Regions from separate parts of the Homo sapiens genome. Here region 2 is linked to region 1. A link is a loop called in an ENCODE intact Hi-C map of the cell type or tissue named here. Cell type or tissue: PC-3. All regions are shown on one strand.

The links. Hi-C counts contacts between places; a loop is a spot of excess contacts. Peaks named below come from ENCODE experiments on the same cell type or tissue, not always from the same donor. Only the 100,000 strongest peaks of a DNase experiment are listed, where the experiment ranks them.
Region 2: it touches region 1 in a loop (8-fold over the local background); 20 of 110 quality-filtered maps call a loop at or near these places.

Annotation. Positions count from the first base shown.
Region 1 is chr12:27,967,569-27,972,568 of GRCh38, reverse strand. PTHLH (parathyroid hormone like hormone) reads left to right here. Exons shown (of 6, transcript NM_198965.2): 1 at 1-46; 2 at 550-642; 3 at 2,302-2,544; 4 at 3,053-3,175. The coding sequence starts at 3,075. Among named protein-coding and RNA genes, the nearest start is that of PTHLH, 2.7 kb to the left of the region's middle. RefSeq lists enhancers at 2,667-3,176, 3,177-3,687. In PC-3, no CTCF peak of the experiment used is centred here; DNase peaks (open chromatin) are centred at 1,378, 2,348, 3,458, 4,838 and 3 weaker places; H3K4me3 peaks cover 5,000 bases; H3K27ac peaks cover 5,000 bases.
Region 2 is chr12:28,870,362-28,875,361 of GRCh38, reverse strand. No RefSeq gene overlaps it. Among named protein-coding and RNA genes, the nearest start is that of FAR2, 280 kb to the left of the region's middle. In PC-3, no CTCF peak of the experiment used is centred here; DNase peaks (open chromatin) are centred at 2,541 and 4,141; H3K27ac peaks cover 2,881 bases.

The DNA of each region.
Region 1 (5,000 bases):
TCTTTCAGCCAGAAGAGCAGAGAGAAGATTGTAAATCAAGGAAAAGGTGAAGTAATAAATTAGGAGGGAACTTTGGTATTCCGAGTATATAAAGACTATTTATTTTTCCTGTGTCTATATTTTCTCTTTTTGTGGAGGAGAGGAAATTCTAAAAATATTTGATAGATGTTTTGCCATTAACACCAGAAAAGTGTGTGGGGAAAAAGAAAGGAGGGAAGGAGTGGGGGGTTAATTTTGTTTAATTAGTAGAAAAAGCAACATAAATCAAAGCAGTCTATTGATGCCAGTCCTTAATTTATAATGTTCTGAAAGTAAAGTGAATTTATTTACAACATAAGTGATTTGATAATTTCAATCTGATTTTTGTTTTAACCTTCTATTGGGAGAAGGGTTGACTTTTTAAAGCCTGGATAGTTTGAAACTTGGCTAGGTACCTTGGACTTTTTATTGTGGAAGCAAATATTATCATTTCAATGTTAAACAACTTGCAAGTATTAAATGGCTCATTTGTGATTGACTTTTTTTTTTTTTTTTTTTTTTTTTTTACAGATTTCCCCCTTCAGATCTAACGATTACATTAGGGCTCCTGCATCTTTTTGGAAGGATTCTTTTTATAAATCAGAAAGTGTTCGAGGTTCAAAGGTTGACATTTCTGAGTGCTGATACTTTGTCCTTTCATACTATCCAAACAAGTCTAACATTTAGAAATCCTTACACATTCAAGGGAAGTTGTGGAAATTCCCAGAGAGAGAGTGTGTGTGTGTGCGTGTGTGTGTTTTGGTTTTGTTTTGCTTTTTTTCTTTGTTAGTGAGAAGAAGCCGAGTCTTTTAAGGTACGGGGTTTACAGTAATGAACTGAGGAAGGCAGGAGCTTCTAAGAAAATATGCCCCCCCACCCAACCTAAGCAGTAAACTTTAACTGCTAGCTAGCTGCAGTGAACCAGTGGGAGCCCCGATGAGCGAGGGTCTCGGTGACAGCGTGCTATTTCTCCCACCCTGGGTAAAATATGTGGAGCATCACCCGGAAAGTCGGGCTTGATAAAGGCCACATTCCTTGAATCATCTCAAGAATCTAAATCACACTAGCCTTCTAGAAACTAATGAACCCTACCAGCAGGATTGCCTAGAAGACAAATATCCCTTGAATGGTTCCCAGTCCACTCGCGCTCTTTTCAAAAAGTTAGAGGAGCCCTGGGGAGGGTATCCACTCCCGCTGCAATCCTTTCCTAGATGATACTACCCAGTAATTCCGAGCAGTCTTTCTTCCCCGCCCATTAGCTTTGGAAAGAACCTCGGCTTTCCCGTCGCTTCTCCCAGGCAGAGCAGCACATAACCATAGTTCCACTGCATCTGTCCGCTGGCTGCAGCGACTCGGATACAGTCTTCCAAGAATCTGTAACCTGGGACTTTTGAGGGGGAGGGGACAAGCAGGTAGGGTATCAGAGAAAGGATGGGTTAGACTCCCGACCATGAGTGAAAAGGGCCGTGTGCGTGCTCCAGGAGTGTCGGTCCCCCTCTGCAATTCAAAAGGGGGATCTCTCCTGTGCGCGGGTTTTTTGGGACCGGCTCCAGATGTCTCCCAGCAGTTCTGAAACAGCAAAAAGTGCAATTTAGATATGAAATCTGGAACTGTTTTTGTTCTTCTAAGCAAAAGATCTCCCTCTCTCTAGCCGATGCTCCCCACTCAGTTCATCCCGGGAATGGGCCAGGGAGGAAGGTTCTCATGCATCGCCCCGAGCTGCCAGGCGAGCTTCGGGCTCCTTAAATTCACAGGCCAACAGCCCGCGTCCTCTCCGCGCAGGCTCCCGGTTGCCCGCGGTCCCCGGCCCAGCTCCTTGGCCTCCTCCTCGTCGGTCCGCCCCTGGTGGTCTTGGCGCCCGCTCGTCCAGCTCGGCGCGCCGGGGACCGCCGGCTGCCCGGGGCAGTCCGCACGCCCTCGGGGATCTCGGCTCCCGGATCCGCCGCGCCGGCAGGAGCCGGCCGGGCCTGGAGGGAGCAAGCGGATGCGCCCACGCCCCCGGCACGGGGATGGCGCGACAGGGCCCGGGCTCCGGGGTGGGGCTCGGCAGAGCTCCTGACAGCTCCGGGGTCGGCAGCGCGGGAGGGGGGAGCTCCGCCGCTCGCCGCTCATTCCCGGCTCGGGGCTCCCCTCCACTCGCTCGGGCGGCGCGGGGCCCGTTCGGGCCGCCCGTCGCCGCCCCCGCCCCCCGCGCGCCCGCCCGCCAGCCCGCCTGCGCCCTCGCTCGCCCCGCGCGCGTTCCTAGGGCGCCACCTCTTTGCGACTAGCTCACTTCTCCGGCAGGTTTGCCTCGGAGCGTGTGAACATTCCTCCGCTCGGTTTTCAACTCGCCTCCAACCTGCGCCGCCCGGCCAGCATGTCTCCCCGCCCGTGAAGCGGGGCTGCCGCCTCCCTGCCGCTCCGGCTGCCACTAACGACCCGCCCTCGCCGCCACCTGGCCCTCCTGATCGACGACACACGCACTTGAAACTTGTTCTCAGGGTGTGTGGAATCAACTTTCCGGAAGCAACCAGCCCACCAGAGGAGGTAGACAGACAGCTATGTATATATATGTGGGTTTCGCTACAAGTGGCTCTGGAACGAAAGGGCCTGGTTCGCAAAGAAGCTGACTTCAGAGGGGGAAACTTTCTTCTTTTAGGAGGCGGTTAGCCCTGTTCCACGAACCCAGGAGAACTGCTGGCCAGATTAATTAGACATTGCTATGGGAGACGTGTAAACACACTACTTATCATTGATGCATATATAAAACCATTTTATTTTCGCTATTATTTCAGAGGAAGCGCCTCTGATTTGTTTCTTTTTTCCCTTTTTGCTCTTTCTGGCTGTGTGGTTTGGAGAAAGCACAGTTGGAGTAGCCGGTTGCTAAATAAGTAAGTGCTGAGAGGCTCCAGAGAAATTTTTTTTCTTTTCAACTTGGGAGATGCCCTTGATGTTGAAGAGGCTTTTTGAGAGCGGGCTAAAAAGGGGGAGCGGAGTAGTGCGGGGAGATGGAGAGTCCAGACTGACACTCGGGTCCCATTCCCTTCTGTTGCAGGTCCCGAGCGCGAGCGGAGACGATGCAGCGGAGACTGGTTCAGCAGTGGAGCGTCGCGGTGTTCCTGCTGAGCTACGCGGTGCCCTCCTGCGGGCGCTCGGTGGAGGGTCTCAGCCGCCGCCTGTAAGTGCCCCATCCTCCCCAGGGCGCCGGGTTGGGGAGGCCAGGGGGAGGGGCTGCCAAGCTGGGATGCTGCCGAGGGCTTGCAGCGGTCACCGATGCTCCTTGCCCGGGTTAGGGAGAGGGACCATCCCGGATACCTGCCGGGGCCTGAGCCCGGGTCCTCAAACCTGGCAGGAGAACTGGTTGATCTTCAACGGGAGACAGGCAAGAGAGAGACTTTATGTGTGTTTCCATAAGAGGGAGCGTTTCACAGAATCTCTTCTAGGGAAAGATCCTCTGCCTCTAGTGGAAAAGAAAAAAAGTTGGGGGGTGGTGGTTACTGTCAGGACCCGGGAAGCTTCTGAAACTCGGAGGAAGCTGAGCGGTCCTGGGGACGTATGGCCTGCGCGCTTGTATACATACTGAATGTGGGTGGCGGTTTGCGTGTGAAAAAGCAAAAGCCGTACATCTAATTTTATTATGAATGACATAATTTTAAGCATATAAAATAGGAACACATTACATAATAAAAGCGTATTATATAATAAAGTAGCAACAACTTTGCAGTGGCACGACTCCAATGTTAGTATTGATACAGTTCAGGAACGCTAGAGCGCTTGATTCCAAAATGAATTTTAGGTGTGGAACCTTTTTTTTCTTGGAGTTATTGCTAACAGTTCTTTAATCTGGAGTCAAATATTTGCATTGTAGACTGAAAACTTGTATTTTGGCATTCTCACTTGGTGATTCTTTTAATGATAACTTCAACTTTGAAATAATCATACATCCAAGCACACCAGAGAAATATCACTATGTCGTGTGACTGAAAACTTGGAAGAGTGATAGAGTAACATGATCTTAATAATCTGTTGGACCTAGCAGTTCACTAATGTGTATAACACCATAGTTGGGTGATCTTTAAACTGCAGACTCAGTGTTCAGAATGGGAAAACTATAAAGTTCGAGAACTGAGATGCGTTTGACTCTGGAGAAGGAATTAAGGCAAATTTTTACACTAACAATAAAAATAGCAGTATCTAATATTTACAGTCAGGTTTATGGTGCTTCCTTGTAAATTCCCGAGGGTGTACAAAAAGGCAACTGTTTTATACGTGCTTGTGGTCTATTATTATTAGAGGAGAAAATCCTTAAATGAAATTACTTTAGACATGTCGGAACCTTGGCATCAAAATGAAAATCTATTATGAATCTCCTAAGGCAAATTGTGTAGAACATTATACCGAAGATAAGGCTGCATTGTATTCTTCAGATCAACATTTTACCGATGTGTTTCTGAAAATTGTCTTCAGACTTTTTGCTCATTTTGAAACTTGTCTTAAATTCAATAATTTGAAATTCATACATAAATAGAAATGAAGACTGAATTTTTAAAAGCACACTTAAATACTATATTTATTTGGCTAAGAAATACTACCTTGGAACAGAGCCAATTTTTTCTTTAAAGTTGCTTAAGAAATACCTGTTTTCTCTTTTGAGAAACAGCAAATGATTCACGATTATATACACAACTATGGCATAAAAATACTGCTAAGTTGTCCTAAAGGCTATTTTTAACTCTTTCTTTGTTGCACCTTACAAAACACACATCAGAAACCATTTAGCAGCCAGCGACTGTTATAGTTTTGTTTGTGGGTGAAATATAATATTGTAGTTAAACACTCACACTCAGCAGATGGTTATAAAACTACCACAAAACATTCTCATAGTTAATGGGTAATAGATCATCACATTACAGGCATGGTTTTTCATGGAGGCTGAAATCATCAGTAGATGAAGATGTTTCATCAAATTATCATAGCCAAATGGAGTTTTTAAAAACAAGTCA
Region 2 (5,000 bases), 900 kb before region 1:
CAATATGCTTTTACCCAGCTCTTCCTATTTACCTTGTGTCCTTTCAATCCTTTTATTCTTTAATGCTGTCTGGTTTTTGACATGAATTTGAGGCCTCTAGTAAGGAGGAGGAAAGTGCTCAACAGTATTTTTGGATGAGAAGATGCCCATTTGATTTTGTTGAAGTAATTGTGATGGGGAAAGGGAGAGAGAAAAACTATGTAGGAAAAATGTTAACTTTTGAATTGTGAAGCCAAGGCAAGACTACATGATGCTGCTTGATGGCAATACAAAGATAACGTTTTTTGACATGCTAAGCCTGCTCTTGATCACAGGAAACAAAGCAATCTCACCGGCTCCCTCAGTGTGTGTAGAAACCCAGCACAGGCCAAGATACCAGCCAACTGTGAACATGCAGTTCAACCCAGAAGGTAAACACCCCAGAGGAGTGTTTCCTGTATGTCGACTGTTGTCATTTAGCTCCCACTCCACCCTGTTCTATAATCTCTCTTATATCATAGGGAATGGAAGAAATACAGTTAGAAATACATTCTACTACACTCTCTCACTCACAGACTTTTGTTACCATTTAACATTAACAAATCTTTGAACAAGATGTGAAGGCTGGCCAGGCACGGTGCCTCCCACCTATGATCCCCACACTTTGGGAAGCCGAGGCGGGTGGATCACCTGAGGTCAGGAGTTTGAGACCAGCCTGGCCAACATTGTGAAACCCAATCTCTACTAAAAATACAAAATTAGCCGGATGTGGTGGCGCATGCCTGTAATCCCAGCTACTAGGGAGGCTGACGCAGGAGAATCACTTGAACCTGGGAGGCGAAGGTGGCGGTGAGCTGAGATCGCGCCACTGCACTCTAGCCTTTCATCCAGTTTCCTGGTCTTTTGCCCTACGGTGTGGCAGCATTTTCCGGTTGTTTTGCCAAAGAGGCAGGAATGTTAGTGGACCCTCTCTCAATCTTTGCTTTTTTAGCCCTTCTAACAGTTTGCTAAGCACATTTCCCTTTATTGTACCCTTTTTTTTATTTGAAACACCTAGAATGAGTTCTATTTTCTTGATTTACACAGAAAAGGACTTAAGCTAGGACTAGAATCCAAACTCCAGCCACAGGGAGAAAGGTCAGAGAACAGGGAGCAGTTATGACTAAAATGTCTGGTTTCGATAATAAGCCAAATTCTTCTCTCCTTGTCCTCTCCAGGCTGTGCACTTTCTCTGTACACAGACTATAATTTGGAACGGATGACACCTATGTCCCTGCTGTCCCCCTCTTAGCTTCTACTATTGCTGTTGGAGCTGTTGACACCTGGCCTTTATTACTCACAAGAGCAATACTAGAACTGTCTTACTAGACCAGAACAGCCACCAAGAGTAGTCTTTGCTTCCATAACATGTGGATTTGAGTTATGACTTAGTGACTTGAGGGATCCCAGAGTTTGACTTTGGCGGGCCTGCTGCATCATTCATAGATGGTGAGAAAGATTGCTTGGCATTTGTCCTGATACTAGGAATAACTAAAAACCTGTTCTCAAGTGAATGTTATTTTGTCCCATCCTCTAATTCTTCTCGAGCTTGGGCTAAGGGTGGACATCATTCCTGAGGATGTCACAGAGAGTAATGACTCCTGTAAATATCCCCTTTTATTTTGAAGGGCAAGTAGATCATCAAAACTAGAAAGAAATCTCCTGTACCTTGGAAATGAAGTAACCTGGGACTCCCATACTTCCTAGAAAATTAGAGTTTAGGTCAAACGAGGACTTTTCAGTAGACTGAAAGCTCTGAAAGAATCTCATGTTTCCCTACTCAGTCCCTTTCATCCCATCCCTTAGATTTTTCACTTAAGCCCCAGGGAAAACACTGCATATATTTATTTCTTGTGGCCACCCTTAAACTTGAAGAATCAGGAGGAGTTCCTTCACCTTAGAAATCCAAAATTTCTGTGGAGGAGAAAAGTAAAGTTTTCTTTTGGAAAATATGGGGAAAGCTAATTGATAGAGTGTTGGAAAAAAAATTAGAAGTGTTACACTCATCTCTTCTTCAGCTCCGAAGATGGAAATTCTCCCTCTTGATGGGGATAAGTTTCTGGTCATGTCTGGCATGTAACTGGTATTAAAACCTTCATGAATTTATCAATAAGATGGAGACAAGCTGATGGAGGCCACACTGCTATAATCTTTCGGGAACTGAAACCTATTGAAAATATAAACAGTTGAGTAGCCTCAAACAAAACTATTGAGTAGCCTCAACTACTTCTACAGGGGTCCCAAAGACATTTCCTGTATTGCTGAATATAGCCTTATGCTGATTAGCAGCACTATATCACAAATGCATCGTTAGCCCTCGTATCCCTTTTTCATAGAATAGCTTAATGGCGGGGTGAGGATGAAGGTTAGAGCTGGAAGTGCTAACGCATAGTACATGTTTTGAAGAAATGCTGCTCCCAAGACAGGCAAGACCCTATTCAAAATTCATGATACCAACTCTGCCTTGCCAGTAGGGGTAGCTGCTGAGCTGCCAAAAGTTGACCTTCTATTAGAGAGTCAGCCCAGGTGGGAGCTTGGAGAACTGGTCCAAGTTTTCCAGTTTATTTCCAACCACTCCACCTAAAATACGGTATCTTCCAGCCATGCAGAAGATACCATACTTTACCACATTACTCACCATTACTTTACCGCACCCAAGTTGCTTTTGCTCACATTGTTCTCTTTCTGCCAGGAATATTATTTCCTTCCTACTCTTCAAAGCCCAGATCAGATATGACCCTTTGTGAACCAACCACCCAGGAACCCCTACATGAAACAAATCTTCCCCTAAACAATGTGCCTGTCCATTCTTTCTTTCTATCATCTACCTATCTATATCTATCTCTATTATCTATCTAATATCTATCTATCATCTCTATAGCTCACACTGTGTTGCAGGTGGTTGTTTACCTATCTGTTTCTCCATCTGGAATGTGAAGTTTCTGAGGGCAAATTCATGTGGCATTTACCTTTATATCCCAGAACCTAGTACAATTGCTGCCATATACACACTCCTCTGGACAAGGAAGTGGTCACTATCAAGAAATCATATCAGGATTGCTTAAAGAGTTTATATTCCAAAAGATACCATGATATTTTGGGGCCAATAGGATTTTTAGGTCTAGCTATTCATCCAAGGAGTAAGAAACATACTTCTCATTGAACTCCGTAGGCAACATATTGGTACGTGTGAGCTGAGTGATTCCTGGCTGAGGCAGCTTCCTCACTTTAAGGGGTTGCATTTTTTATAGGATAGCAAAGGGAGCGGAAATTGAACAGTTAAAGTTATTAGAAACCCGGAGAAGAGAGGTACTGAAGATACCCACAACATGCCCTGGATAGACAGCGCATGCATGTCTGGAGTCAATGAGAATTGCCATCCCTGGTAGAGAGGGTCTGAGCCTCCATCTGGGTCATAAAACCAGCAGAGTAGATTTTTCTTGCAGGCCAATCATAATGCTTAAGAAATGATTCCCCACTGACTTCTTTCACCACCAGGTAGTTTTAGGAGATGAGAGTGGGGTGGGAAAGGGAGGATTTCAAGAATCAGAATTCTTATAACAAGGAAGAATTTCCACATCAAAACCTGGATTTGTAGATCTGTTTTATGCCAAGTGTGAAAAGGCACGAAATAGCTAGGCATGAGCTATTCCCCAAAGACTTGTCCTTTACTAGAAAGAACTTTATAAATGTTAATAGGTACTAGACTAGCTGGAAGCAGATTTGCTCTGGGCCCAAAAACGTAAAATAATCATCACTTTGTTTGTCTGATTCTAAACGGACTTAGTATTGATTTGCATTATAAGAATTCCAAATTCCCACCACTCTGGGAAAGTCATCCAAACCCACTACTTTTCATTCCTGGTAGTTTTCTGCACATGAAACTTCCTTTTCAATTTTGTACCAAGTCTGGAGAAGAATACACATGAGAGAAAGTCTGACCATTGCATCTGCTCTCTTTCCATGGTTCCAGCCCAAACACTTGAGAATGGGTTCCATTTCAACTGGTTTCAAGGGTGTGGCTCAAGTTCAGTCTGTGTACAAAGGAAGGAGTTCAAATTAGTCATAGACCCTAAGAAAGCCTGAGAACAAAAAGTAGGTATAGTATGTACCAGAGGGTTTGCCTCTATTACATGGGACTTAGAAACACACATTATCACTGCATTTCCTGTCATAAAAATATAAGTTCAGAATTTTAGAGTGAAAGAGACTTTAGAAATTATCTCCCTTACTTTACAGTTAAGGATAGACCATACAGTGAGTCAGCAGTGCTGAGGCCAGACACTTCATCTTCTAACTTCCTCAGCACACCTCTTCCTCTCTACTGCAAACTCTCTCCATTACAGAACATTTAATTTTTTTTTTTTTTTTTTTGACAGAGTCTTGCTCTGTCACCCAGGCTGGAGTGCAATGGCGCAATCTCAGCTCACTGCAACCTCCGCTACCCAGGTTCAAGCTATTCTTCTGCCTCAGCCTCCTGAGTAGCTAGGATTACAGGTGCGTGCCACCACACCTTACTAATTTTTGTATTTTTAGTAGAGATGGGGTTTCACCATGTTGGCCAGGCTGGTCTCAAACTCCTGACCTCAGATGATCCATCGGCCTCAGCTTCCCAAAGTGCTGGGATTACAGGCATGAGCCACTGCGCCTGGCCAGAACATTTTAACTTTTAGATCTTTTCATGCATAATATAAACTTAATGCATGTAGCAAGCCTATTTATTCATTTATGAATTTAATACATATTAATTGCCTACTATGTGCCAACATTGTTCTGGCTGCTTTGGAATATTTTAGTGAGCAAAATACACTAACATCCCTATACTTGCAGAGTTTATATATTCTAGTGGGATAGTTAAGACATACATACTCATGCCCATTTGACAGATCAAAAAATGAAGACTCATAAAAAAGTAGCTTGGAAAACAAGTTAACTAATAACAGATTTGGCACTGTGATTTAGAATTATTGCCCCAGACCTGG